Linked DNA regions of Homo sapiens: regions 1, 2, 3 and 4 are each linked to region 5. The links are chromatin loops, found by intact Hi-C in ENCODE. Cell type or tissue: heart right ventricle. All regions are shown on one strand. Links, peaks and the distances in the headings refer to the core of each region. The heading gives the core; the rest is flanking DNA. Region 1 has its middle 38 kb from the start of RCC2. Region 2 overlaps ARHGEF10L (Rho guanine nucleotide exchange factor 10 like). Region 3 has its middle 46 kb from the start of RCC2. Region 4 has its middle 46 kb from the start of ARHGEF10L. Region 5 overlaps RCC2 (regulator of chromosome condensation 2).

Evidence for each region. Peaks named below come from ENCODE experiments on the same cell type or tissue, not always from the same donor. Only the 100,000 strongest peaks of a DNase experiment are listed, where the experiment ranks them.
Region 1: a loop joins it to region 5, with 3 times the contacts of the local background. A loop is called at or near these places in 55 of 110 quality-filtered maps.
Region 2: a loop joins it to region 5, with 5 times the contacts of the local background. A loop is called at or near these places in 45 of 110 quality-filtered maps.
Region 3: a loop joins it to region 5, with 2.4 times the contacts of the local background. A loop is called at or near these places in 62 of 110 quality-filtered maps.
Region 4: a loop joins it to region 5, with 3 times the contacts of the local background. A loop is called at or near these places in 43 of 110 quality-filtered maps.

Annotation. Positions count from the first base shown.
Region 1 is chr1:17,475,746-17,480,317 of GRCh38, forward strand. No RefSeq gene overlaps it. Among named protein-coding and RNA genes, the nearest start is that of RCC2, 38 kb to the left of the region's middle. In heart right ventricle, for the core only: a CTCF peak has its summit at 1,781; a DNase peak (open chromatin) is centred at 326.
Region 2 is chr1:17,604,765-17,609,336 of GRCh38, forward strand. It overlaps ARHGEF10L (Rho guanine nucleotide exchange factor 10 like), which reads left to right. Exons shown (of 29, transcript NM_018125.4): 7 at 3,038-3,213. Among named protein-coding and RNA genes, the nearest start is that of ARHGEF10L, 67 kb to the left of the region's middle. RefSeq lists an enhancer at 3,122-3,650. In heart right ventricle, for the core only: a CTCF peak has its summit at 2,280 (motif pointing left); DNase peaks (open chromatin) are centred at 1,087, 1,377 and 2,257; H3K27ac peaks cover 2,182 bases.
Region 3 is chr1:17,482,900-17,487,471 of GRCh38, forward strand. No RefSeq gene overlaps it. Among named protein-coding and RNA genes, the nearest start is that of RCC2, 46 kb to the left of the region's middle. In heart right ventricle, for the core only: a CTCF peak has its summit at 2,576 (motif pointing left); no DNase peak of the experiment used is centred there; H3K27me3 peaks cover 550 bases.
Region 4 is chr1:17,491,688-17,496,259 of GRCh38, forward strand. No RefSeq gene overlaps it. Among named protein-coding and RNA genes, the nearest start is that of ARHGEF10L, 46 kb to the right of the region's middle. RefSeq lists a silencer at 2,743-2,885. In heart right ventricle, for the core only: a CTCF peak has its summit at 2,746 (motif pointing right); a DNase peak (open chromatin) is centred at 2,774; H3K27me3 peaks cover 724 bases.
Region 5 is chr1:17,417,778-17,422,349 of GRCh38, forward strand. RCC2 (regulator of chromosome condensation 2) reads right to left here. Exons shown (of 13, transcript NM_018715.4): 6 at 4,426-4,514; 7 at 2,937-3,051. Among named protein-coding and RNA genes, the nearest start is that of RCC2, 20 kb to the right of the region's middle. RefSeq lists enhancers at 1-70, 2,010-2,544, 4,274-4,572. In heart right ventricle, for the core only: no CTCF peak of the experiment used is centred there; a DNase peak (open chromatin) is centred at 2,234; H3K4me3 peaks cover 398 bases; H3K27ac peaks cover 684 bases.

The sequences.
Region 1 (4,572 bases), core at 253-4,252, 58 kb after region 5:
TTAATACAGTAGCTGGACATGGTGGCACATGCCTGCAGTCCCAACTACTCAGGAGGCTGAGGTGGGAGGGCTACTGGAGCCTAGGATGTTGAGGCAGCAGAGGCCTGTGATTGTGTAATTGCAGCACTCTAGCTTGAGTGACAGAGCAAGAGAGAATCTGCGATTACAGGTGTGAGTCACTATGCCCAGCCTGTTTCACTTATACCCTGCAGAAGATGCTATCTGGAGGCCTGGCGTCATCTTCCCCCATGCATGTTCAGCCAGCCCTTAGTCAAGGACTTTTAGTGGACATTCCTCCTCTCCCCTGCCAGACCTCGGGGCCTCCTTCTGCACAGACTCCTCCTCTCTGGCACCATGTCCCACCATTTCTAGCCATTTCCACTGCCCCAAATGCTAACTCCACCTTCTCAGCTCAGCAGGACACTAAGTTCTGCCTGGACTCCAGCTCACCGTGCAGTGATTACAAAACTGTCCCCAGGAAGAGGGTAGGGAGAGGGGCAGAGGGTGAAGTCTCACCTTGTGAGTTTCCCTCCACTCGGGGGTCATAGGCTTGTGCTGCCTGTGGTTCAGTGCCTGAAGACTGGCATTCACGGCTTTTGTCCAGTTTAGTTTAATGGTTTCTTAAGATGAGAGGGCTTGTGGGGTACCAGTTACAGCATGGCTGTAAGTGAAGGTCACCCTCCTCACTAAGATGATGTTTCTTTTTTTTTTTTTTCTTTTTTGACAGAGTCTTGCTCTTGTCGCCCAAGCTGGAGTGCAGTGGCGTGATCTCGGCTCACTGCAACCTCCGCCTCATGGGTTCAAGCTATTCTCCTGTCTCAGCCTCCTGAGTATCTGGGATTACAGGCACACGCCACCATGCCTGGCTAATTTTTTGTATTATTGTAGAGACGAAGTTTCACCATGTTGTCCAGGCTAGTCTCGAATTCCTGATCTCAGGTGATCTGCCTGCCGCTGCCTCCCAAAGTGCTGGGATTATCAGTGTGAGACACCGTGTCTGGCAACTGATGTTTCTTGAAAGTCTGTTGTAAACTTTTTTGTTTTTGAGACAAGGTCTCACTCCCTCAGGCTGGAGTGCAGTGGCACAATCTCGGCTCACTGCAACCTCTGCTTCCGCTTCCCCCGTTCAAGCGATTCTCTTGCCTCAGCCTCCTGAGTAGCTGGGACCAGAAGTAGTGATGGGGTTTCACCATGTTGGCCAGGCTGGTCTCAAACTCCTGACCTCAAATCATCTGCCCACTTCGGCCTCCCAAAGTGCTGGGATTACAGGTGTGAGATATCACGCCCTGCTGTCTCTTGTAAATATTAAAATAATACAGAGGATCACTGAAGGGAAAGTAGAAAAATACAGAAAAGGTTGACTGGGCACGGTGGCTCACACCTGTAATCCCAGCACTTTGGGAGGCTGAGGCAGGTGGATCACGAGGTCAAGATATCGAGACCATCCTGGCCAATATGGTGAAACCCCATCTCTACTAAAAAATACAAAAACTAGCTGGGCGTGGTGGTGTGTGCCTGTAGTCCCAGCTGCTCAGTAGGCTGAGGCAGGAGAATCGCTTGAACTCAGGAGGTGGAGGTGGCAGTGAGCCAAGATTGCCCTACTGCACTCCAGCCTGGGTGACAGAGTGAGACTCCGTCTCAAAAAAAAAAAAAAAAAAAATTACAGAAAAGGAGGTTGAGGGAGAAGAAAGGTTGTCCATTGACGCTTCACTTTGTAAATTATTTTTTCCATTTATAGCAGCACTTTCTAGGAGCCTTCAAACCTAAGTGTTGTATTTCACCACAAGGGGCTCTAGTGAGCTGAAGCTGATAAAAGATCCTGAAGTTGGAATGGCCAGGATCTCAGCAGATACTAATGGAAGTTTTTCTGATCAATGAACAACAGGACCAACTGTGTTCAGACCTGTGGACCCATTCGTTCCTCTCCCGGGCACTGGTTTTCCAGGCCTCATTCGCAGAGTGCAACTGACTCCCTTTTCAGCCTTGAAACCCGCTGACTCTGCCCTCAGGAACCGCAGTTGTGTTTCTCTGCTGCTCTGCATTTCCTTGCAGGGCCTGAGCATGGACTCAGCGTGGGCATGTTTTGCTTTGGTGGCCTTGATTTTTCTTGTTTTTTAGGACGGGGTCTTGCTCTGTCGCCCAGGCTGGAATGCAGTGGTGTGATCTCGGCTCACTGCAACCTCCACGTCCTGGGTTCAAGTGATTCTCCTGCTTCTGTCTCCCGAGTAGCTGGGATAACAGGCATGCACCAACACACCGGGCTAATTTTTGTATTTTTTAGTAGAGACAGGGTTTCTTTTTCTTTTTTCTTTTTTCTTTTTTTTTTTTTGAGACAGAGTTTCGTTCCTGTTGCCCAGGCTGGAGTGCAGTGGCATGATCTTGGCTCACTACAACCTTCACCTCCTGGGTTCAAGCGATTCTCCTGCCTCAGCCTCCCGAGTAGCTGGGATTACAGGCATGCACCACCATGCCCAGCTAATCTTTGTATTTTTAGTAGAGACAGGGTTTCACCATGTTGGCCAGGTTGGTCTCGAACTGCTGACCTCATGTGATCAGCCCGCCTCAGCCTTCCAAAGTGCTGGGATTACAGGCATGAGCCACCGTGCCTGGCCTTGTGCTTTTTCTTTTTCTTTCTTTTTTTTGGGGTGGGGGAGGGGATGGAGTTTTGCTCTTGTTGCCCAGGCTTGAGTGCAATGGCAGGATTTCAGCTCACTGCAACCTCCGCCTCCTGGGTTCAAGCAATTCTCCTGCCTCAGCTCCCAAGTAGCTGGGACTATAGGCGCGTACCACCACGCCCGGCTAATTTCTGTATTTTTTAGTAGAGATGGGGTTTCACCATATTGGCCAGGCTGGTCTTGAACTCCTGACCTTGTGATCCGCCTGCCTCGGACTCCCAAAATGCTGGGATTACAGGCGTGAGCCACTGCACCCGGCGAAAAACCCACTTTATTTATTTTATTTATTTATTTTTTGAGGCGGAGTTTCGCTCTTGTTGCCCAGGCTGGAGTGCAATGGCACGATCTCGGCTCACCGCAAACTCTGCCTCCCAGGTTCAAGCGATTCTCTTGCCTCAACCTCCCTAGTAGCTGGGATTACAGGCATGTGCCACCACGCCCGGCTAATTTTGTATTTTTAGTAGAGATGGGGTTTCTTCATGTTGGTCAGGCTGGTCTCGAACTCCTGATCTCAGATGATCCGCCCGCCTCGACCTCCCAAAGTGCTGGGATTACAGGCATGAGCCACCGTGCCCAGCCAAAAACCCACTTTAACTACTGTGAATCAGACTGTGTATTCAGAGCAGCCTGAAATCTATGCTCCTGGGTGGCCATCCTGAAGCTCTGAGTTGGAATAAACTCTGTACTTAATCACAGTTTCCGAATTTTGTTATATATGGTTGACAGCACTATTTTTTTTTTCTTTTTTGAGATGGAGTCTCGATCTGTCGTCCAGGCTAGAGTGCAATGAGACTATCTTCCTCACTGCAACCTCCGCCTCCCGGGTTCAGGCAGGTGGATCACTTGAGGCCAGGAATTCGATACCAGCCTGGCCAATATGGCAAAACCCTGTCTCTACTAAAAATACAGAAATTAGCCAGGCATGGTGGCAGGCACCTGTAATCCCAGCTACGTGGGAGGCAGAGGCAGGAGAATCGCTTGAACCCAGAAGGCAGAGGTTGCAGTGAGCCAAGATTGTGCCTCTGCACTCCAGCCTGGGCGACAGAGCAAGACTCCGTCTCAAAAAAAAAAAAGAAAAAAACAAAAAACAACCATGATGATGTGTGCTACTAAAGGGGAAAAGTTGCATTGGAAACTTGTTAAAAATGGCAAAGCAAGACTTTATTCAAGTCTATTACAGTGGTGGAGAGAGATTGAACTCAACTATGAATACAGCACAGACAGCTGGGGATTTATAGCCATAGCGGTGGAAAATTTTTTTTCTAACTAGCCTTCATAGGTTCTATGGCTGGGGCCTTGTATATGGGGCTGACAAAAGACAGATTAACAGAGAAAAACAAACAGATGGTTTTGTTAACATGAGCATTACACATACACGTGGGAAAACCCAGAGATAAGTAACTCAGGAGGGCAATCAGAACGGGGAGGCCAGGCGTGGTGGCTCATACCTGTAATTCCAAAGCTTTGGGAGGCCGAAGAGGGTGGATCACTTTGCCCCAGGAGTTTGAGACGAGCCTGGGGAACATGGTGAAATCCTGTCTCTACAAAAAATACAAAAATTAGCCAGGCATGGTGGCACCACCATGCCTGTAGTCCCAGCTACTCAGGCTGAGGTGGGAGGATCACTTGAGCCCAGGAGGTGGAGGTTGCAGTGAGCCAAGATCATGCTACTGCATCCAGCCTCGGGGACAGAGTGAGTCCCTGTCTGAAAAAAGAAAAAAAAAGAAAAAGAAAAAAAAAAAAAGAACTGGGGCTTATATAGCAGCTTAACAAAAGAGTAATACTTTTTTTTGTTTGTTTGTTTGTTTGAGACGGAGTTTCACTCTTATTGCTCAGGTTGGAGTGCAATGGTGTGGTCTCAGCTCACTGCAACGTCTGCCTCCCGGGCTCAAGTGAT
Region 2 (4,572 bases), core at 258-4,257, 190 kb after region 5:
GGAGGCAAAGGAGTCTCAGAAAAGTCCCAGAGCTGGGAGGTCTGAGCGGCTGAGGGGCCTCAGTTGTTGTTTAACCCATTTGGCCTATTTCCCACCTGAATTCAATCAAGTCACTAAGTCCCTGGCTCCTGTCTTCACTGTCCTCAGGGTCTGGGAGGATGTGGCATGTTCATGGCCTGGGTGTCACACAGCCTGTGTTTGCACCCTAGCTCTGAGCCTGCAAATGGGGACCACAGTACCCACCCCAGGATCCCCATATGCTGGGCTGTGGGAGGATCATTTGTGACAAGGCTGCACAAAGCTCAGTGCAGGGTGGAGTTTTGGAGATGCTTTTCACACAGGGCCACTGTTGCTGTTGTTGTTAGTGTTATGCCTGCCGAGGGTCCCAGCACTGGCCTGCCTGGGGCTGATGTGGGCTCAGCAGAAGCTTGGAGAGGAGCTCGGGCCAGCTCTGCCATTGATTTGGGCACAGGGCTTTGTGCCTTTGTGCCTTGGCTTCTTCACATAAAGCAGGAAAATCCCCAGCTCACAGGCCTTTGGGGAGGGTCACACGGGGTCCTGACCAATCTCTCTGGGCCTCAGTTGACCCATCTGTAGAACTGGGGCAATAATAGCCAGTCCTAGGGTGGTAGCGTAGATTCCATGAGGTAATTGATGAGGACACTGAGCAGGAAGCATGAGGGGACCCTTATGTGGTCCCTGAAAGCTGAGGAGTTGGCCCTCGGGCTGCACACAGGCACAAGAGTTCTGTGACTCTGTCTCCACTGGAGAGGATATTTCTATATGTGTAGATGGCGGGGACTTCAACGGAAGGTGGTACAGAACCCTGGCCCCGTTCACTGTCTTACTGTGGCCAGCCACATCTCTCCCATCTGTCTAATAGGAGGAGTGATCATTCACACCCTGCTGTCTGCACAGGGCCGCTGGGAGCCGTGGCACACCGAGGATGGAGGTGGTTGGGTGCACGGCTCAGCCCTGTGGAGGCGTGGACCTGCCACATGCTGCCAGGGTTCCTCCTCAGGGCTACCCTGAGAACTCTGCCTCTTTGGCCACTAGTTCAGGGGCCTCCACTGCAATAACAGGACAATCAGCCTGGCCTTCTGAAGGTCGCAGCTGCTCCACTCTCTAAAGACATTAGTTACTATTATCTTTTGCTTAAAAATAGCCTCATGTTCCCTCCTGGTTCTGGGACCCGTCTCCCACTAAGCTTTGGCACATCTGTTTTGTTCTTTGGCTGACACTCTTGCCCCCAACCTCTCGCACCCCACCTTTCCTGTGGGGTGAAGCTGGGGGGCCCTGGGTCTATGGACTGACACCCAAGCTCCCCCAGAGCCACCATGAGTGACGGCCTACTGCTCTCAGCCGAGTGCGTGCTATGTGTCAGGCACTTTGCCAAGAGCTCCGTGCCTGTTTTATTTACTCAACTTGTCCACTTATTATTAGCCACATTTTGCAGAGAGGTCTCTGATGACCAAAGCTCGCAGTTTTTCAGCACAGTCGTTTCTGAGCAGATTTCTTTTCTTCTTCTTCTTCTTCTTTTTTTTTTTGAGATGTTGTCTCTCTCTGTCACCCAGGCTGGAGTTCAGTGGCACGGTCTCGGCTCACTGCAGCTTCCGCCTCCCGGGTTCAAGCAATTCTCCTGCCTCAGCCTCCTGAGTAGCTGGGACTACAGGTGCGTGCCACCACACCCGGCTAGTTTTTGTATTTTTAGTAGAGATGGGGTTTCATCATGTTGGCCAGGCTGGTCTTGAACTCCTGACCTCAGGCGATCCACCCATCTCAGCCTCCCAAAGTGGTGGGATTACAGGTGTGAGCCACCGCGACCAGTCAGATTCCTTTTTTTTTTTTTTTAAAAAAACACAAAAACAAAAAAACCCTTCCCAATGCTATATTTCTTCTGTGATGACAAAAGCATTTTCATCTTCATGTACTTTTTGGCGTCTGACCCCAGTTTCATGAGGTCTGCAGTTCTCCAGGTAACAGATGAAGAAATGAAACCCAGTGGGGCAAAGGGCCTTGCCCAAGATCCCCCAGTGACGGAGCTGGGGCTGGGACCCTGTGTTCCGGCCTCGGGACAGTGGCTTTCCCACCTCAGGCTTCAAGTGGCATCTCATAGCCGAGTTGAATGGGCCCCACGAGTGCCCTGGCCCTTGTGGGACCTGTCCCTCCAGACTCTTAGCTTTTTGTCCCCAAGTTTTCAGTCCAAGGCATTTCCCGCAGGCTTAGGAAGGAAAGGAGCTCCTGGACTCTGGGCCAGCTGCGCCCCCTACTGGAAGATCCCAGGCTGCACGTGAAGTCAGATTTGGGGTGAGGAGCCCTGAGGCCCCAACAATCTCTGTTTCATTCCTGAGGATGCTGAGGGCCTGAGCCAGGACTTGGCTCCGGGTCTTCTCTTTTCCAGTAAGAAACAGGCCACGTGTGGTGGCTCGGCTGGGTGTGGTGGCTCACGCCTGTAACCCTGGCACTTTGGGAGGCCGTGGCAGGAGGATCACTTGAGTCCAGGAGCTCAAGACCAGCCTGGGCAACATAACAAGACTCCGTCTCTACAAAAAATTAAAAAATTAGCTGGGTGTGATGGTGCACACCTGTAGTCCCGGCTACCTGGGAAGCTGAGATAGGAGGATCTCTTGAGCCCAGGAGTTTGAGGCCACAGTGAGCTATGATTGTACCACTGCACTCCAGCCTGGGCGAGACAATGAGACCCTGTCTCTAAAACAAAATTGCCAAGGAGGCTCACAATGAGCGCTGAGACCATACAAAAGCAGTGCTGGGAGCAAAAGGAAGTGAGCGGGCTTGTGCACGTCTGACCCATTTCTTGGGTTTTCCCCATTTTCTCAGGCCCTCCTTGCCCTACGAGGGGGAAAATGTATTATCATCTTCGTTTCATGGTTGAGGAGGTAGAGCTGGAGCCCCAGGGCCCCCATGTTCTCCCTGACCCCCCCTCGCCCCACCTGGGTTCAGAAATTGGGTCTGAGGCTGGAAGTCTGGTAGGCTTGGCCTCAGGGCCTGGGCTCACCGGCTGCCGCTTGGCCAGCAGGGGCAGAGAGGAACCTGCTCTACGAGGATGCGCACCGGGCTGGGGCCCCTCGGCAGGCGGAGGACCTAGGCTGGAGCTCCAGTGAGTTCGAGAGCTACAGCGAGGACTCGGGGGAGGAGGCCAAGCCGGAGGTCGAGGTCGAGCCCGCCAAGCACCGAGTGTCCTTCCAGCCCAAGGTGAGGGGACCGGGGGTGTCGCTCACCTCAGTCAGGGCACGGAGACCCCTTCAGGGAGGGAGGGAGGGAGGGAGCTGGGTAGTGAGGGCCAGGCCTAGGACTCACGTCTGGGTCCCAGGGATTCCCGGGTATGTGTGGTGAGAGGGGAGCCAGAAGCCCAGGTCATCCCGAAACAGGAGGTGACTCGTAGACATTGCTGTTGGCAGCCCTAAGCCCGGGATGGGCATGGCTGGTACCTGGCACAGGTGCTCCCCCCACCCCCTTGCTATGGCAGACCTGGTCAATTGATCCTGATGCTCACGGGCTCAGACTGGGCTTCAGAGTCCTCTCAACGCCGCACTCCAGGTAGCCCAGCCACTTGCTTAGAGGTGGAGCCTGGATCAGATCCACTTGCTCTCCCCGCCTTCTGGGACTGATGCTCAGACCAGGCCTCAGCCCGCGCAGTCCTCTCTGCTCTGGGGCAGTGGAGAGTGGGGGCTGCTGTGGCTAAGCCAGAGCGGCCTGGAAGCCTTCTCTCCAGGGCCTCACACGGTGCCATCCATGCATTCAGCTTTCCTCGTGTTTCTGCCTGGAGTAGAGACCATTCTGCTTATTTCCTGGAGGGGAGCCCCTGAGGCTGTGAGGGGGATAGGTCATCTGGTTCCTTCTTTCCCATGGCACCCATGCTCCTTCCCTGTTGTTCTGCGGAAGCCACCAAGAGGCAGTGTCTGTCCGTGCTGAGATTTGCAGTTTCATGGGGACAGCTTCTTACAGGCCCTGACTGAGCAGAGGGGATGGCGTCCCTCTCAGGCTACTTTTATGTTTATTTTTATTAATTATTCTTTTGAGGCAGAGTCTCACTCTTTCGCCCAGGCTGGAGTACAGTGGCCCTATCTCGGCTCACTGTACCCTCTGTTTCCTGGGTTCAAGCAATTTTCTGCTTCAGCCTCCCAGGTAGCTGGGATTACAGGCGTGCACCATCATGCCTGGCTAATTTTTGTATTTTTGTAGAGATGGGGTTTCGTCATGTTGCCCAGGCTGGTCTCAAACTCCTGGCCTCAAGTGATCCACCTGCCTCGGCCTCCTAAAGTGCTGGGATTACAGGTGTGAGCCACCATGCCCAGCCTCAAGCTCCTTTTAAAAGATGTAGCGGGGCGGGAGAGCTCCACCTGGGGCCATTCCTGCATGGGCAGGGTGGGGACAAGAGAGGGGACTTTCCCAGTGCCTCCCACCTTTTCTGGGCTTGGGGGATCCACTCTGGGAGAGGCATGCTGGCCGGAGGAACACCCACACCTGAGTCCTCAGGCAGCCATTCCTCAGACCAAGATGGGCTCCCTGAGTCCTGAGCAAGCCTGGGACTGAGCAGGTCTCTCTCAGCCT
Region 3 (4,572 bases), core at 393-4,392, 65 kb after region 5:
CTGCCTCAGCCTCCTGAGTAGCTGGGATTAGAGGCATGCGCCACCACGCCTGGCTAATTTTGTATTTTTAGTAGAGACAGGGTTTCACCATGTTGGCCAGGCTGGTCTCAAACTCCCTACCTCAAGTGATCCACCCTCCTCAGCATCCCAAAGTGCTGGGATTACAAGTGTGAGCCACTGCGCCCAGCCTCTCCTGCCGCCCTGTGAAGAAGCACGTGTCTGCTTCCTCTTCCGCCGTGATTGTAAGTTTCCTGCGGCCTTTCCAGACATGTGGAACTGAGTCAGTTGAACCTCTTTTCTTTATAAATTACCCAGTCTTGAGTATTTCTTCATAGCAGCATGAGAACAGACTAATACAGGTGGCCCCATTTGTAAATTATTTTGATGGGAGGGGGCTGGGACCTGGAGGCGGGAGGAGGGGCAGGTGAGGGGCAAAATGAAAAGGAAAGCACTTTTTCAGAGTTAGGGCAAATGTCTCAGAATTAATTGAACCTTGTTTTCCTTTTTTTTTTTTTTTTGAGATGAAATCTCACTCTGTCACCCAGGCTGGAGTGCAGTGGTGGAATCTTGGCTCACTGCAACCTCTGCCTCCCTGGCTCAAGTGATCCTCCCACCTCAGCCTCCCAAGTAGGTGGGACCACAGATGTGTGCCACCATGCCAGGCTAATTCTTTTTTTTTTGAGACAGAGTTTTGCTCTGTCGCCAGGCTGGAGTGTAGTGGCATGATCTTGGCTCACTGCCACCTCCGCCTCCCGGGTTCAAGCAATTCTGTTGCCTCAGCCTCCTGAGTAGTTAGGACTACAGGCGAGTGCCACCACTCCCAGCTAATTTTTGTATTTTTAGTAGAGATGGGGTTTCACCATATTGTCCAGGATTGTCTCCATCTCTTGACCTCAAGATCTGCTCGCCTCGCCTCCCAAAGTGTTGGGATTACAGGCGTGAGCCACTGCACGCAGCCTAATTCTTTTTTTGTAGAGACAGAGTTTCACCATATTGCCCAGTCTGATCTTGAACTCCTGAACTCAAGCAATCCTGTCTTGGCCTCCCAAAGTGCTAGGATTACAGGCATGAGCCACTGTGCCCAGTTGACCTTATTTTCCATAGGCACATGCTCCAGCATGACGTTTTCCAAAAGCCACTTGCTGGAAGTACAGATATTCCTCTGATGGCTTTAGGCACTGGGAATACAGCAGTGACCAATTCCAATAAAGATCCTGCCCTCCCAGGGCTTCCATTCTAATGTGGGGAAGCAGTCATTGAACAAAACAGAGAATGAACGGTGGGGTCTGGGAGGGAAGACCTCCATTGCAGAGAAAGGTTGCAACTGCAGGTGTGGATGTGGGCAGAGAAGATTTCACTGGGAAAGAAGCATTCAGGAGGCCAGCAGGTGCAAAGGCTCTGGGGCAGGAGTGTGCCTATTGTGTTGAGGCTACACAGGCAAGGGAGCTGGTGTGACTGGAGTGGAGTGAGGAGAGAAGTGATGGGGAGGAGATGAAGAGGGAGAGGTAAGGGGTGCAGGGTGCAGGAGCTTTTACCTGTGGAATGCACTGAATGGAGGGGACATGACTTGTCTTATTTATTATTGATTGATTGATCGAGACAGAGTCTCGCTGTGTAGCCCAGCTGGAGTGCAATGGCACAATCTCGGCTCACTGCAACCTCCATCTCCTGGGTTCAAGCGATTCTCCTGCCTTAGCCTCCCAAGTAGCTGGGACTACAGGTGCCTGCCACCATGCCCGGCTAATTTTTTTTTTTTTTTTTTGAGACAGAGTCTCACTCCATCGCCAGACTGGAGTGCAATGGTGCAATCTCAGCTCACTGCAACCTCTGCCTCCCGGGTTCAAGTGATTCTTCTGCCTCAGCCTCCCGAGTAGCTGGGACTACAGGCACCTGCCACCACGCCCGGCTAATTTTTTGTATTTTTAGTAGAAACGGGGTTTCACCATGTTGGCCAGGATGGTCTCGATCTCTTGACTTCGTGATCTACCCGCCTCGGCCTCCCAAAGTGCTGGGATTACAGGCGTAAGCCACCGTGCTCGGCCCATCTGGCTAATTTTTTTTTTTTTTTTTTTTTTTTTTGAGACGGAGTCTCACTCTGTCACCCAGGCTGGAGTGCAGTGGCGTGATCTCAGCTCACTGCAAACTCTGCCTCCCGGGTTCATGTCATTCTCCTGCCTCAGCCTCCCGAGTAGCTGGGACTACAGGCGCCTGCCACCACGCCCGGCTAATTTTTTTCTATTTTCAGTAGAGACGGGGTTTCACTGTGTTAGCCAGGATGGTCTCGAACTCCTGACCTTGTGATCCTCCCGCCTCGGCCTCCCAAAGTGCTAGGATTACAGGCGTGAGCCACCACGCCCGGCCTCCATCTGGCTAATTTTTGTATTTTTAGTAGAGATGGGGTTTTGCTGTGTTGGCCACACTGGTCTCAAACTCCTGACTTGTGATCTGCCTGCCTTGGCCTCCCAAAGTGCTGGGATTTCAGGCGTGAGCCGCCGTGCGTGGCCGACTTATCTTATTTTTTAATGGAATGCCGTGCTTGCTATGTCGAGAAGGAACGATGGTATGCTGTGCTTGCCCCCTGCTGGTAGCAGGGAGGTGGGTTGGCGACCACTGTGAAAATCCAAGGGAGAGGTGAGCACGGTTTGCTCAGGATGTTGGCAGGAAGGCAAGGTGGTCAAACATGGTTGCATTTGAGATCTATTTTGAAGGAGGAGCCATTAGGATTCACTGGTTGTTGGGTGTGGATTTACCCTAAGCTGCTGGAAGCCTGGAGTCATGGCCATTAATGGAGAGAAGAAGATGGATGGACCAATGGTGTGGGGAGCAGGTGGGAGTGTGCAGTTGGGAGCTATGTCCAGGACACATGGACACAAGATGCTGTCAGCATCCTGGTGGAGGTGCTGCATAAGCAGTTGGCTCTCTGAATCTGGAGAGATCTGGCCTGGAGATAGAAATACGAGAGTCTGGCCGGGCGTGGTGGCTCATGTCTGTAATCCCAGCACTTTGGGAGGCCAGGGCAGGCAGATCACAAGGCCAAGAGATCGAGACCATCCTGGCCAACATGGTGAAGCCCCATCTCTACTAAAAATACAAAAAGTAGCCAGGCGCGGTGGTGCGTGCCTGTAATACCAGTTACTTGGGAGGCTGAGACAGGAGAATCGCTTGAACCGGGGAGGCAGAGGTTGCAGTGAGCCAAGATCACACCACTGCACTCCATCCAGCCTGGCCATGAAGCGAGACTCCGTCTCAAAAAAAAAAAAAGAAAAGAAAAGAAAAAAAGAAATATGGGAGTCTATCCACCTCAGGGAGGCAGACCACATAAAGCCTTGAAGTGCATGGGATCCTCAGAGAGGTAGAATCCCTGGCACTGGAAGGCCTCCTGCAGCTCCTCCAATCCAAGGCTCACATTTCACAGGGGGGAAAAAAAGTATTAATAGAAGCCCAGAGAGGGGAGGTTATTTATTGCTCTAGATCAGGAGTCCCCAACCCCTGGGTTACAGAGCATTACCTGTCTGTGGCCTGTTAGGAACCTGGCCGCACAGCAGGAGGTGAGCGGTTGGCTCTAGCGAAGCTGAGCTCGTCCTCCTATCAGATCAACGGCAGCATTAGATTCTCACAGGAGCGTGAACCCTATTGTGAACTGCACATGTGAGGGATCTAGGTTGCTCACTCCTTATGAGAATCTAATGATAAATGTCAAGCGCTTGAATCGTCCAGAAGCCATCCTTTCTTCCTCCCCCGACTCAGTCTGTGGAAAAATTATCCTCCACGAAACCGGTTCCTGGTGCCAAAAACACTGGGGACCGCCGCTATATGTTTCGTCCCTGCAAAATTCGTATGTTGAAACGTACCCCACAATGTGACGGTATTAGAAGGTGTGGCTTTGGGAGATGATTATGTCACAGCCCTCATGAATGAGATCAGTGCCCTTATAAGAGAACTTTGCTGCTCCCAAGAGCTTGCTCACCCTTCTGCCATGTGAGGACACACAGAGGAAGCGCCATCTATCAACCAGAAGAGGGGCCCTTGGCAGACACCGAACCTACCAATGCCTTGATCTTGGACTTTTCAGCTGCCGGAACAGTGAGAAATAAATTTCTGTTGTCTATGGTATTTTGTTATAGCAGAGTCGATTATAACTGAGCTGATTAAGATGCTGGTCCCAGGTCACGTATCTGGGTGATGACAAAGTTAGGAATAAGACGTTGTTGGCAAGACCAGCACCCATTCCCACACCCAGTTTGTTATTGCTTTTCTTTTTTTTTTTCTTTTTGAGACAAGGTCTAGCTCTTACGCCCAGACTGGAGTGTAGTGGCAAGATCTTGGCTCACTGCAACCTCTGCCTTCCAGGCTCAAGCTGTCCCCACCGCAAACTCCTGAGTAGTTGGGACTACAGGCGTGCACCACCACACTAGGCTGATTTTTGCTTTTTTTTTTTTTGAAACGAAGTCTCACGCTGTCACCCAGGCTCGAGATCAGTGGCGCAATCTTGGCTCACTGCAACCTCCACCTCCTGGGTTCAAGCGATTCTCCTGCCTCAGCCTCCCGAGTAGCTGGCCTTACAGGCGCAAG
Region 4 (4,572 bases), core at 362-4,361, 74 kb after region 5:
TGATCTCGGCTCACTGTAACCTCTGTCTCCCAAGTTCAAGTGATTCTCCTGCCTCAGCCTCCCAAGTAGCTGGGACTACAGGCGTCCATCATCATACTTGGCTAATTTTGTATTTGTAATAGAGACGAGGTTTCACCATGTTGGCCAGGCTGGTGTCCAACTCCTGATCTCAGGTGATCCATCCGCCTCCACCTCCCAGTGTTGGGATTACAGGTGTGAGTCACTGTGCCCAGCCCATGCGAATATTCTTAATTCATGGCAATTGTTTTACTTGCCTGCTTTCCAGCTAGGTAAGGCCTGGGGACATGTGGAATTGGCAATGCCCTAGCTATGCTGAAAACAGTCAAATCTTATCAGAACATAACTTACCAGGTTTTACATTACAGTTAAAATTGCCAAAGAGTCACCATTGTAACATGCAATCAAGACTACTGGAAATATGGCTGGGCATGGTGGCTCACGCCTCTAATCCCAGCAGTTTGGGAGGCTGAGGCAGGTGGATCGCCTGAGGTTAGGAGTTCGAAACCAGCTTGGCCAACATGGTGAAACCCCGTCTCTGCTAAAAATATAAGGATTAGCTGGGCATGTTGGTACACGCCTATAATCCCAGCTACTGGGGAGGCTGAGGCAGGAGAATTGCTTGAACCCGGGAGGTGGAAGTTTCTGTAAGCTGATATCATACCACTGCATTCCAGCCTGGGTGACAGAGCGAGACTTCTGCAAATAGATTTACATGCAAGGTGTATAAGAACAGTAAAATGTGTTGTGGTTTTTTTTTTTTTTTGTAAAAGGTTATAAGAAGGCATGGAAATGTAAATTTTGCCTAGGGTTAAATGATTGTTTTGAGTTAGATAGAAAAAGCTGAAGGTTCAAAGAAGTGGTAGAAGAATTGGCAAAATTAATTTGCAGAAGAGGTTCTCTGTGTGAACATATTGACTAAATTCAAAAGGGTTATACAAAGTTTTTGCTTCTTTAAAATTTCTGAGTCATCGTTTTGGCAAAATAAAGAACTTACGGTAATCTGGAATTCCAAAATCAAACTTCAGTTTCAAAATTGTCTTTCCTAATGCCTGGCTTTTTGGATGGATCAGAGGGCCACTGAAAACATCCAGAAAGGAGGTAAACAGGATTATTCAACATGTTTAGGTACATGAGATTGCCAAAATGATGCTCAATCTTCTTTTTTTTTTTTTAATCTTCCCCAATTTAAATCTTTTAATTTAAAAGTAAACTTTACTGTCAAAAATGCAAACTTGGGGAGGGCAGAAAGATCACACACAAGGCTGCCACTTCACACCTGGAGGGTTGCACGGCGACCAGGCAGAGGCACTCCTCACTTCCCAGACAGTGCAGCGGCCAGGCAGTCAATCTTCTTTAGGTTATATTTTTGTGAATAGTACTAATATATATTCCAAAATGGTATGGGATTTCTAAAATTCCAATGTCTAAGTATATGCTATCAATTATAATTATGGCTATTATGCTAAGTTATTGTAAACCATAGAAGTAACCAAATTTGCCAGGCGCTGTGGCTCACGCCTATAATCCCAGCACTTTGGGAGGCCGAGGTGGGTGGATCACGAGGTCAGGAGTTTGAGACCAGCCTGGCCAGCATAGTGAAACCCCATCTCTACTAAAAATACAAAAAATTAGCCGGGCATGGTGGTGAGTGCCTGTAATCCCAGCTACTTGGGAGGCTGAGGCAGGAGAATCACTTGAACCCAAGAGGCAGAGGTTGCAGTGAGCTGAGATTGTACCACTGCACTCCAGCCTGGGCAATAGAGCGAGACTGTTTCAAAAAAAAAAAAAAAGACAATGAAAGGTGGATTGGGTGAATTAGGCAGCACACCCACACATAAAGTCATAATTTTTCTATTAGCTCCCTTCCCTAACTCTTTTCCTTCCCCTCTGCTCACTCTGATCCAGCCACACCTGCCCCCTTGCTGTTCCTTGGTCTGTCTCACCTTCTGTGTTCAGAGCCTTTGCCCTCTCTGTTCCTTTTGCCTGGAAGGCACTTCCCCCTGAAATTCCTTGGCTTATCAGAGCCCTCATTTACATTTCACTTCTGTGGGTTTTCTTTTTTCTTTTTTTTGAGATGGGGTTTTGCTCTGTCACCCAGGCTGGTGTGCAGTGGCACCATCACAGCTCACTTCAGCCTTGATGTCCGGGGCTTAAGGGATTCTCCCACCTCAGCTTTTCAAGTAGCTGGGATCACAGGTGTGTGCTATCATGCCTGGCTAATTTTTTAATTTTTTTTTGTAGAGTGGGGGTCTTTCTATGTTGCTCAGTCTGGTCTCAAACTCCTTGGCTCAAGCGCTCCTCCCTCCTTGGCCTCCCAAAGAGTTGGGATTACAGGCATGAGCCACTGCATCTGGCTCTTGGGTTTTCTTGATATCATGATCAGGGTGGCCTGTGACAACTACCCTGGCCAATGAAGCCTAAATTGTTTTGGTCCCAGAGACTTGAACTGAATCAGGCTACCTTTCATTCAATGCAGATCACCTCCTCCAGGAAGCCCTCTCAGACTGCCCAGGCTAGGTCAGGTGTTTCTCCCCAGCCCTCTGCTGATAACCCTTTCAAAATGGTTCATTTCCTCTGAGGGGATAAGAGAGGGGTGATGACTCATCCATTTCAGCATCCCCAGTGCCAGGCAAGGCCCAGAGGAGGTGCTCAAGAACCTGCTCTAGGCCAGAAGCAAAGGGAGGAAAGGAAGGCTCCTTTTGCTGGTCTTTTCCCTGCTGCCAGCAGAGGGCGCCTCCGCACCACGATTCTGCCCAGGTGGGTCCAGCCTCCAGTGGGGCCACAGCCAACCTCCTTGTCCTCAGGAGGCTTCCGGACAGAGGGGAGACCTCCTTTGTTCTCTGAGAACAAAGTGCTCAGGCCTTGGGTGCAGACACTGCTACCTGTGTGATCTTGGAGTCTGTGACTTTCCCATCTGACCCTTGATTTTCTCATCTATAAACTGGCTGTATTACCTTGGGGAGTTTGTGAGCTAATAAAATCATCAGTGCAGTGCTGAGCTTAGAGGCACCGCTTGCTAGCTGGGTAACCATGGACTAGTGATTTTGCCTCTCTGTGCCTCAGTTTCCTCGCCTGCAAAATGGGGATAATTGTAACCACCTCATAGGGCTGTTGGGACAATTAAATGAGTTATTCTATAAAATATGAAGCAGAGCGTCAGGCACATGGCCAGGGCTGTGTTATTATTTCCCTTTATTATCATTGCTGGTTGATGAGAGAATGTCCCAGCTCCAACTTTCACCTGCCATGTTGCACCCATGATGACTCCAGGGTAGAGGCTGTGACACCTTTTTTTTTTTTTTTTTAAACAGAGTCTTGCTCTGTTGCCCAGGCTGGAGTGCAGTGGCACGATCTTGGCTCATTGCAACCTCTGCCTCCTGGGTTCAAGCAATTCTCTTGCCTCAGCCTCCCAAGTAGCTGGGATTACAGGCGCCTGCCACCATGCCCTACTAATTTTTGTATTTTTAGTAGAGATGGGGTGTCTCCATGTTGGTCAAGCTGGTTTCGAACTCCTGACCTCATGGTCTGCCTGCCTCAGCCTCCCAAAGTGCTGGGATTACAGGCGTGAGCCACCGTGCCTGGACTTTTTTTTTTTTTTTTTTTTATCTGAGATGGAGTCTCGCTCTGTCACCCAGGCTGGAGTGCAGTGGCAAGATCTCGGCTCACTGCAACCTCCAGCTCCTGGGTTCAAGCGATTCTCCTGCTTCAGCCTCCCGAGTACTTAGGATTACAGGTGCCCACCACCACGCCCAGCTAATTTTTGTATTTTTAGTAGAGACAGGGTTTCACCATGTTGGACCAGGCTAGTCTCGAACTCCTCAGGTGATCCGCTCGCCTCGGCCTCCCAAAGTGCTGGGGTTACAGGCATGAGCCACCACGCCCACCCTTTTTTTTTTTTTTTTTTAGATGGAGTCTCACGCTGTTGCCTGGGATGGAGAGTACAGTGGCGCAATCTTGGCTCACTGCAACCTCTGCCTCCCAGTTTCAAGCAATTCTCCTGCCTCAGCCTCCCGAGTAGCTGGGTTACGGGCGCCTGCCACTACGCCTGGCTAATTTTTGTATTTTTAGTAGAGACAGGGTTTCGCCATGTTGGCCAGGCTGTTTCAAACTCCTGACCTCAGGTGATCCGCCTGCCTCAGCCTCCCAAAGTGCTGGGATTACAGGTGTGAGCCACTGTGCCTGGCCTGATTTTTAAATTTTTTTGTAGAGACAGGGTCTTGCCATGTTGCCCAGACTGGTCTCGGACTCCTGAACTCAAGCCATCCTCCTCCCTCAGCCTCCTAAAGCATTGAGATTACAGGCGTGAGCCACTGTGCCCACTCAGTCTTTTTTTTTTTTTTTTTTGAGACAGAGTTTCACTCTTGTTGCCTAGGCTGGAGTGCAATGGTACGATCTCGGCTCACCGCAACCTCCGCCTACCAGGTTCAATCGATTCTCCAGCCTCAGCCTCCTGAGTAGCTGGGATTATAGGCATGCGCCACCACGCCCAGCTAATTTTTGTATTTTGAGTAGAGATGGGATTTCTCCATGTTGGTCAGGCTGGTCTTGAAA
Region 5 (4,572 bases), core at 232-4,231:
CCTCAGCCCTTATTGGTATGTGTGTTTTTGAGCACTGTGCTATTTAAATACAGTCAGCCCTCCATGGCCACAGGTTCAACCAACAGTGGTCCAAAAATATCTGGGGGGAGGAGGAAACAAGGAAAAAAAAAAGATAATACAAACAATACAAGTAAGACCATACAGTAGAACTACTTACATAACATTTACATCACATTAGGTACTGAAGTAATCTAGAGATGATTTTAAGTGTACAGGTTACATGCAAATACTATGCCATTTTATATAAGGTACTTGAGCATCTTAAGATCTTGGTATCCACAGGGGGTACTGGAAGCAATCCCCCAGGTTACCAAGGAGCAACTGCACCCTGGAATCACAACTACGCTACACACAATAAAACTCCTGGGCTTGTTTACAGGGCGCCTTATAACACTCATCTCATAAGCAGGTTCTATTTTTTTTTTTTTTTTTTTGAGACAGAGTCTCGCTCTGTCGCCCAGGCTGGAGTGCGGTGGCATGATCTCTGCTCACTATCACTGTCTTATGACAGCAGTTCTCTACTGTTGACATAATCCCTTCCAGTGGAACATCTGTCCGTTTAAAAGTCTGAGGGTCTTGGCCGGGCGCGGTGGCTCGCGCCTGTAATCCCAGCACTTTGGGAGGCTGAGGTCGGCGGATCACGAGGTCAAGAGATTGAGACCATCCTGGCCAACATGGTGAAACCCCGTCTCTACCAAAAATACAAAAATTAGCCAGGTGTGGTGGCGCACGCCTGTAGTCCCAGCTACTCAGGAGGCTGAGGCAGGAGAATCGCTTGAACCCGGGAGGCGGAGGGTGCAGTGACCCGAGATCGCGCCACTGCACTCCAGCCTGGTGACAGAGCAAGACTCCGTATCAAAAAAAACAATAAAAGTCTGAGGGTCCCCACTAAGAAATTCCCCCACCTTCTAGGCTACGATGAATGTAAGAGCATCACAGTAAATAGAATGCATTTCCGGATATGTCGCTACTTTTCTCACAAAAATGGTATTTTTAAACACTTGCACTCTTCCGGACAAGGTTTCAGCAAGGCAGTCAACAAATGATTAGAGTCCTTTTATTTGCTATCGACACAGTGGATACTGAACAGACACAACTCCCAGACAGGAGAGGAGGCACATTTGGTGACTGCTTTTTCCACCTCCTTTAAAGAGCTGCACACATCTGCTTTCTCCAGAAGTACAGGACAGAAGCTACTCCAGAAAACATCGAACAGCGGGCTTCCCTGTCCCTCTAGAGGGGTGACAGCTCTTTAAAATAAAGTTAAATGGCATGGCTGGGCACGGTGGCTCATGCCTGTAATCCCAACACTTTGGGAGGCCGAGGCGGGTAGATCACTTGAGATCAAGCGTTTGAGACCAGCCTGGTCAACATGGTGAAACCCCGTCTCTACTAAAAATACAAAAAAAAGTTAGCTGGGTGTGGCAGCGGGCGCCTGTAGTCCCAACTACTTGGGAGACCGAGGCAGGAGAATTGCTTGAACCAAGGAGGTGGAGGTTGCAGTGAACTGAGATCACACCACTGCACTCCATCCCGGGTGACAGAGGGAGACTCCGTCTTTCTTATCTTGGCGTTGCCCAGCCCAGTTCAGTGCACTGCAAAAAAGGGGGCACAAGGCATGAGTGTGTGTGGATGAGACACGGCCATAGTCGGATTTAGGTTCATTCTAAAAGTGATCTATCTGGATTTGGACAACGAAACAAACACCTGCCTTAAAGCAAGTAATACGCTGAGAATAAGCGATTCTGTAGCTACAAATCAAGCCGATTTCCAAACTACCTGCAAGTTGAGTGTAACTGAGCACCTGCGAATTTGTACAAAGTGCTTACATGGTGCCTGGCACACACAGTCACTGCTCCATGAAAGTGAGCCGTTTTTATCACCAACAGCATGTCATGCTTCCTGACGGAAAATCGACTTGCCGGGGTGCAGAGGGGAGGCCAAGGCAGCAGGAGCGCGCACGTGGCAGGAAGCGGACCGCTGCTGGGCACCGCAGCAGGGCTGTGGCCATGGAAACCGCTCTCCAACTGTCTCGGGCTCCACCACGGCAACCAACGCGAAATGTGAAATGTGCGTAAGGGGCTGTTCTCTCTTATTCACTTCTGACTTGAAGTATATTTAGTTTCACAAAGTCACTGTTCCCCGAGGCTAAGGCCAGCGGGCTCGGCGCTATTTTTACCTTTTCCATCTGCCAGGCGCTGCGGCTGCAGGAGCGCGCGCGGCCAGCAGAGGGCGCCCGCGCCACACCTCGCGGAGGCCTCCCCAGAGGGGCTGGAGTGGAGGCAGAGCCACAACCGGGAAGCGCACTTCAGGGAACCGCACTTAGGGTCCGATGGGAAGGAGAATGGAGACCATCAGGTCGGAAGACACTCCCCCCACTAACTGAGAACTGATGCCTGAATTCTCCTTTTCCACCAATGAGATCGAAGAAACAAGTTTCTGGACAACTAGATTCTGGCTAGGGATGACGCACGGGGAGGGGGTCCACCAGGGCTCCTCACGTGGCAACCCGAAATAATCGCCCAGGCCAGGGTTTCCAGAACAACGTTCATTTTCCGTAATTTTCTCATTTTCAATAAAGGCATAATCTTTAAATGTGAAATTGAATGAAGGTGGTCTGATTTTTTTTTAACTTTGAAATCCCTTTATATAAATGAATTCCCAAATCAGAAAAAAAGAAATCTTTTGTAGGACTCCAGTCCCAACTTTTCCATTGAGGCAGTGTTGCAATACTCCATAATCCTGTGAATGAGGACGCGCTGTTCTGCTGAACGTGAGATCCACTTAACGGACAAAGGCTATTATCTGAGATCAATTACCCACATTTCTAACACGTGTGTGCAGCCCCACACTGATCTCTAGTTCTGAATATATACAGTTAGATTACAGAGCTTTTAAAAAATGTACTTCCATACCCAGCTGACCATATTCAGGGCACCCAAAGGAATAGAGGTTTCCTTTGCAGTCCATTATCATACTGAATTCAGCCCCACAGGCCATTTTGGTAATTGGCTGGCCGTTGTACATTATCTGAAAAGACAAGAAAGGAGACTTTCATTTTTTTTAAAGACTGATAAAAAGCCTCTACCTCTCTGCATGTTGGTGGGAAACAATTACTAGGTTACAAACGGAAGTTTAATAAACTCAGTAATTCTGAAGGCAAAAGCTGAAGGCATTTCTAGAACACAAAGCTTAGAAGATATGTAAAGAAGCACCCTCAGACCCCCACCCTCCCAGCACAGAGCAGTTCAAAGCCTAGCCACTGTCTCTTTAAGATCAATAAAACCAAGTCCCTCCCTTCCTTCATCACCTAGACCACTAATTAGGCACTTAGCATTCTTCTGCCTTTAGTAGTAGTTTGTTTTTAAGGTATAAATCTCACCCCTCCAACTCAAGTTTCTTAGAAAAAAAAAGACTGCCTATCTCCTGGGCGCGGTGGCTCACACCCAGCACTTTGGGAGGCCGAGGCAGGCAGATCAGGAAGTCAAGAGATGGAGACCATCCTGGCCAACATGGTGAAACCCCATCTCTACTAAAAATACAAAAATTAGCCAGGCGTGGTGGAGCATGCCTGTAGTCCCAGCTACTCGGGAGGCTGAGGCAGGAGAATCGCTTGAATCCGGGAGGCAGAGGTTGCAGTGAGCTGAGATCGCGCCACTGCACTCTAGCCTGGCAACAGAGCGAGACTCTGTCTCCCCTCCAAAAAAAAAAGACTGCCTATCTCGTATTTGTATTCTAAGCATCTGGCTGGTGACTTTATACAAGGTCAAAACAAAGTATTTGGGGGAAGTACAATTACATCCATATAACATCACTCACTTTCTTTGGAACAGAACAGGCTTACGACAAGGCATTTCTAACAGATTTCTCCATTTGGAAACAAAATGTTTTCAGGATGGTTTTCAACCCGACCACAAACTAAGCCTGTTTTAAAAACTATAGCAAGGCTGTGTGCAGTGGCTCACACCTGTAATCCCAGTACTTTGGGAGGCCGAGGTGGGTGGATCACCTGAGGTCAGGAGTTCCAGACCAGCCTGACCAACATGGAGAAACCCCGTCTCTACTAAAAATACAAAATTAGCCAGGTGTGGTGGCACATGCCTGTAATCCCAGCTACTCCAGAGGCTGAGGCCGGGGAATCACTTGAACCCGGGAGGCGGAGGTTGCAGTGAGCCGAGATTGCGCCATTGCACTCCAGCCTGGGCAAAAAGAGTGAAACTCCGTTCTCAAAAAAAAACAAAAAACAAAAAAACAAACAAAAAAACTCTACAGCATGTAACTAAACATCCAGACCCTGTTTTTACAAGGGGTAAATTAACTCAAACGGAGACCCCACCTTAGAAAATCAAACACAAAAGTAAAGAGAAACAAAAAGCCATGGAGCCGGAGCTGAGGAGGGGTCACCTGCGCGGGGCTGGGAACAGCGTCTGTCTGGTTGCCAAGGCCCAGCTGCCCCATCTTGTTTTCCCCAAACGCAAACACGGAGCCCGTTTCTGGAAGAAAGGAAAAATATCACAAAAGGGAAGATAATGGTGAATGTTTTGAACTAGA